Linked DNA regions of Homo sapiens: region 1 is linked to region 2. A link is an interaction called in ENCODE POLR2A ChIA-PET data of the cell type or tissue named here. Cell type or tissue: A673. All regions are shown on one strand. Each heading gives the region's core, and the rest is flanking DNA. Links, peaks and the distances in the headings are about the cores only. Region 1 overlaps LINC02732 (long intergenic non-protein coding RNA 2732). Region 2 overlaps FDX1 (ferredoxin 1).

Region 1 (2,928 bases), core at 297-2,796, 59 kb after region 2:
GTATGAAGAATGAGAAATCACATTAATAGGCATATCAAAAGCAGTCAATATCTTAATTACCACCACAAGCTCTGCTTTTTGAGCTGAAGTATCGGGCGTCTGGAAAACTTTACCTTTTGATCCAGAATAAGAAGCTTTACCATTACTAGACACATCTGTGAAACGATGAAAATGCTTAGCAGGCTGCAGGTTGTTTACTGCAGGAATTGTAAATGTAAACCATTCACAGTCTTGCTCAGCTAAAGGGATAGTAAAGAAACAGTCTTTTAAATCTATGACTATTAAAGACCAATTTTTTGGAATTATACCAGAAGAAGGCAATCCTGGCTGTAATGCTCCCATAGGTTGTATAACTGAATTGATGGCTCTTAAGTCAGTTAGCATTCTCCATTTACCTGATTTTTTCTTAATTATGAAAACTGGAGAATTCCAAGGAGAAAATGTTGGAATTATGTGCCCATTTTCTAATTGTTCATTAACAAATGTCTCTAAAGCCTCCAGTTTCTCTTTACTTAGCGGCCATTGTTCTAACCAAATTGGCTTATTGGCTAACCATTTTAAAAGTATAGGTTCTGGAGGCTTAACAATGGCTGCCATCAAAAATTATTTCCTAATCTTTGGCAGGAACTTGGTCTTTCCATTTGAAGTGGTTTTTTCAAAACTTGCAAATTTTTTTCTAGTCCCATACCAGGGACATGCCCCATTTCATGCATCATATGTTGACTTTGAGGGCTATATAATTGTTCTGGAATTAGAACTTGTGCTCCCCATTGTTGTAATAAATTTATTCCCCCAAAATTTATAGGTACAGAAGTTATAATTGGTTGAATAGTCCCAGATTGTCCATTGGGCCCTTCACAATGCAAAATATAACTACTTTAATATACTTCAGCAGCTTTATCAACTCCAAATATGTTAAATTGAGCAGGTTGAATTGGCCACGCGGACGGCCAGTGCTGTAGAGAAATGATTGACATGTCTGCTCCTGTATCTGTCAAACCTTTAAATTTCTTTCCTTGAATAGTTATTTCACAGGTAGGACATTTATCAGTAATTTGATTTACCCAATAAGCTGCTTTGCCTTGTTTATTTGTGCTTCCAAATCCTCCTGTTCATTTAGTTTCATTTTTTCCCATTCTCATATATGGCACAATCAGGAGCTGTGCTATGCACTCTCCTGGCTCTGCTTTCCAGGGAACAGAAGTAGATATAATAATTTGAATTTCCCCATTGTAATCTGAATCAATGACTCCTGTATGTATTTGTACCCCTTTTAAACCTAAACTAGACCTTCCTAAAAGTAATCCTATTGTCCCCGCTGGCAAGTGTCCACAGACTCCTGTTGGGACCTTTTGCAGGGGTTCCCCAGGTAGAAGGCTCACAGCTTTTGTGCAGCATAAATCTACTGTGGCACTACCGGCTGTGGCAGGGGACAGACATTGTACAGGGGTAAGGGAATGGCCTGAGCCGGAAATGCCCCGGTTTAGAACAGGGCCCAGGACGGACCCCTCATGGCATTTCCCGAAATCAGGGTCCCATCTTTGTCAAACTTAGAGTGACACTGATTAGCCCAATATTTCCCTTTTTTACATTTTGGACATATTTCAGGATCAGCAGTTTTCCTTTTTCCCCATCTGGCTGCCTGACTCACTGATTTTTTTCTACATTCTTTTTTAGTATGACCATGCTTCCCATAGTTAAAACAAGCTCCAGGAAATGGAGTATTTCCTTTATCCACTCTCAGTCCTGCCATTTCCTGTGCCAACAAAGTAGCTTTATGCAGATTACCTCTGATACCATCACAGGCCTTGATGTAATCAACTAAATGTGCTTTCCCTCTGACAGGTTGCAGAGCAGCCTGGCAATCGGCATTAGCATTGTCAAAAGCTAATAACTGCAACACTATAACCTGAGCAGCCGAATCTGCAATCATCTTTTTAAGAGACTCCTGTAACTGAGCTATAAAATCAACATATGGTTCTCTTGGTCCGTTTTATAGCACTAAAGGAAGGGTAATGTTCTCCACCTATAGTGATTTTTTCCCAAGCTCTAATGCACACTCCTCTAAGCTGTTCTATGGCATCATCCTGCATGACCAGTTGCGCATCTAAACCAGCCCAGCCGCCAACCCCCAAAAGTTGGTCTACAGTTACATTAATTTGATGTTGGGCCTGGGCATTGCAAGCAGCCTGAATGGAAGCTTCATCTGCCCACCAAGTTTTAAATTGTAAGAACTGACCAGGAGTTAGACAAGCTTGAGTAACAGCATCCCAGTCAGTAGGAATCATCCAACTGGAAACAGCAACATTCTTTAACGGTCCCATTACAAAAGGAGAACCTGGTCCATACTGATTTATAGCTTGTTTAAATTCTTTGAGTAATTTAAAAGGAAAATGCTCAAATGTAGCTATAATACTTCCCCGTTGATCTGGGAGTTGTAGTCTAACAGGGAACTGCCAAGCCTCTAAATCACCCTCTCATCTAGCTTGCTGAATTCCTGCCTGAATAGAACTAAGAGCGGTCACTCAAGGTGCTGCTTGAACAGTCACTGGGACAACTACTTTTTGCCCGGTGTCCTCTGGAAAAGAAAGATCTGGAGGGTCTTTTTCTTCAAAATAATAATGAGGGGGTGCAGAAGGGTAGGGATGAATCTCTCCTTCCTTTGCCACTTTAGCTTTATATGGTTAATAAACATGCTCTGTAACCTCTTCTGTTACTTCACTATACTCTTGTTCCTCCTCATTATCAGTGTGAAAAGTTCCAAGGGGAAATGAACCAGACCCCACACCTGTTCCATTGTTACCCTGATGCTTCCGAGCTCCCCTTCTTACCATGGGGATTGCTTTAAGAGTACTCGGGTGTCCTCCAGCTAGTTTTCCCTTCCAACCATTGCTCCGGTGACCCTTCGACCTGGATTTGAGCCCCCAC
Region 2 (2,928 bases), core at 128-2,627:
ATGGTGTTTTTGCTTAAAAATTAAAAACATTTACATAGTATTTAAAGTAAGTATATGAACTAAAAGGCTGAATTTCCTTATTTCTTTTTCTGAAACTTTCTGATACCCTAAAAATAAGTTTACATGTGGTTACTAGCTTTGAGCAAAATTCTTTCCATTCCAAATATGTCAATGTGTTTTGTAAATGCTACCTGTGAAACCCATTATACTCTTTCCCACAAAGTATTTCTACTAAAATGCTGTGTACTTAAGAATACCAGCTATAAAACACCATAAAAGCTATTCCTTGCTCTCTATTGTGTAGCTGTAAAACTTGGAAATTTTATCATCAATACTCTTGCTAGCTTACATTTATTATAGACCTTTTGTATCTAACTGTAGCTCTCCCTTTTCCCTTTCTTTTCAATTAGAATATTATCTATTACAGGCATCTACAAATTGTAACTGTATAAAAGAGCAAGCAGTTAGCTATGATTTAACTCTCTTATTAAGAGACACAATTCTCAGAACCAAACTAATACAGTCATTGGATTTAGTTTCTGTGTTAAGGGGAAGAAAGGAGGTGCTCATAGAGAACACGGCACTGAAGATGTGAGAGGACAGGCAGACAGTAGCCACAATCCACTCTGCTTTGGTGTCCAAAGAGATACTATTTCACCAGTTTCTCTTCCCAGGGTTATCAGTCTCACATCCACCAAGAGGGAAATGAACTATAAAAGGAACAAAATGATTCTTCTTCTCTAAATAAATACAAATGACCTGAAAATGTTTGTGAGGATTAAATGAGGTAGTTTATATTAAAAGTGTATAACAAAATTGTAGCTATATAATACACATGAAATAAAACTATTATTACTATCTTTAATTTTTAAAAAATTATTTGTCATTAAGGTCACCAAACTAGAGTTAAACAAAGCCAACCTTAATTAAGTAATATGCCCTCATTATCTTACCCCTTGAAATAGTATATCAGCTAGCTACCTTCATTGACTCCAATCAAAAGACTAGATAATTTTTTTAAAAAATAAGATATCACTTGATGTCACTTGCTACTGTAAATCTCACCACTTTTAAGAGTAACTATTAATTAATAACAAGAATAAGCTCTGATTACTTTAAGGTACACTTAGAAAAAGAGCTATTCATTTTAACATAATTACTATTATATATTAAGTTTCTTTAAAAATTCTGTTCTAATAGGTGAAACTTTCCATTATAATTGTGTTCAATTATCAAATATAAAAGCATTAGATTTAACCCCTCCATTCAGTTGTGATACATATTAGTTCCTGGAGTAAAAAGAGACTAAAGAAGAGGTGTTAGGATCTAGAACTTATACTTCCAATTAATTTTTTTTACTTTTGTAAAATTTCATAAGGTCTAAACTGTAGAACAGTGAAAACAAAGAGAAATGCCACATATCTGATACTCAAAATCTGTGACTGTTATTTAACCTGGTAGAACACTATTACATTTATGGGTCTGGTCTTACATAGACAACATAATACAACATCTATGTTCCCAGATTATTATTACAATTGAAGCAGTCCAAAAATCTTACCTGTCTGTTAGTCCATATGCCAGATCGAGCATGTCATTCTCCTCATCAGTGATTGCATCTAACTTCTCATATATGTGATCTTCAAAGATGAGGTGACAGGTTGAACAAGCCAGGGTTCCCTCACATGCACCTGACAAAAGCAACAAACACTGAACATAGTCCCTTCTACATCAGACGATTCATACCTGGTTCAGTAAAGGCTTCTAAATGTTAGAATCAGCATTAGAATACATAAGTGAGGCCGGGCACAGTGGCTCACACCTGTAATCCCAGCACTTTAGGAGGCCAAAGCAGGCAGATCACTTGAGGTCAGAGTTCGTGACCAGCATGGCCAATATAGTGAAATCCCGTCTTTACTAAAATTAAGACAAAAATTAGCCAGGCATGGTGGCACACACTTGTAGTCCCAGCTACTAGGGAAGCTGAGGCAGAAGAAATACTTGAACCCGGGAGGCGGAGGTTACAGTGAGCTGAGGTTACACTCTAGCCGGGGTGACAGAGTAAGACTCTGTCTCAAAAAAAAAAAAAAAAAAAAAAAGAATACATAAATGAAAGGTGAAAATGAACAGAACAGGGGCAACAAGCCTCCATCTCCTGCCACATGCACACGCATGCACACACACGCATGAGTTTGAAATCCCTCACGTTATATTATTTCACAAAGGTTCTGGCTTGGTGCTGTGAAGGAATACCTATGAAAATATAGTCCTAATAGAGAGCTTACAAGTTAATAAGCTGAGACATGCATACATATAAAAATTTGTGCAATTTTAAACTTACATAGTAATTACTGACATAATAGCGATGAAAGTTATGGTATATAAGAGGAACTAGAAAGCAATCAAACCTATAGCTAAATTAAGTTAAATGTTCTTCCCTCTCAATCTCTCCTTGTAATTTGGACAGAATCAAGTCATTTTAAAATAAGTCACTATGGTCTTAAATAATCAGAATATTTATCCTGTTCCATTTTTTAAGTCATTAATTTAACAGTGGTTTACTGAATACATATCGTACGCCAGACACTGTGATGAGAGAACTAAAACACCACCTTGTCCAACTAAACCAGGACGAATCTGCTCTGTAACATCCCTTTCCTGGTATTACTCAGCCTTCACTTGAAAATCTCCTGACAAAGAAACCGACACCACATAAGTCAGCCAATTTTGCATTCGGCTGGCTTCTACCAAGCTAAAGTCTGCCACTCTGTAACTAGCACCTACTGGTCCAACGCTATCCCATGGAGTTTAATCCTTCTAAAGGATAGCTTTTCATTTATTTGAGATCATTCTTCCTTCTCCCAGCTGAGCATCCCCAGGTCCTTCCACTAGGTCCTTCCACTGTTTCTTACATAACACAGTTCTAAA

The links. Peaks named below come from ENCODE experiments on the same cell type or tissue, not always from the same donor. Only the 100,000 strongest peaks of a DNase experiment are listed, where the experiment ranks them.
Region 1: POLR2A ChIA-PET joins it to region 2 with 5 read pairs; 3 of 35 experiments call an interaction of 5 or more read pairs at or near these places.

The regions. Positions count from the first base shown.
Region 1 is chr11:110,396,746-110,399,673 of GRCh38, reverse strand. All of the region lies in intron 3 of LINC02732 (long intergenic non-protein coding RNA 2732), which reads right to left. Among named protein-coding and RNA genes, the nearest start is that of FDX1, 32 kb to the left of the region's middle. In A673, for the core only: no CTCF peak of the experiment used is centred there; DNase peaks (open chromatin) are centred at 1,563 and 1,870; H3K27ac peaks cover 2,219 bases.
Region 2 is chr11:110,455,681-110,458,608 of GRCh38, reverse strand. It overlaps FDX1 (ferredoxin 1), which reads right to left. Exons shown (of 4, transcript NM_004109.5): 3 at 1,562-1,691. Among named protein-coding and RNA genes, the nearest start is that of FDX1, 27 kb to the right of the region's middle. In A673, for the core only: no CTCF peak of the experiment used is centred there; no DNase peak of the experiment used is centred there; H3K27ac peaks cover 454 bases.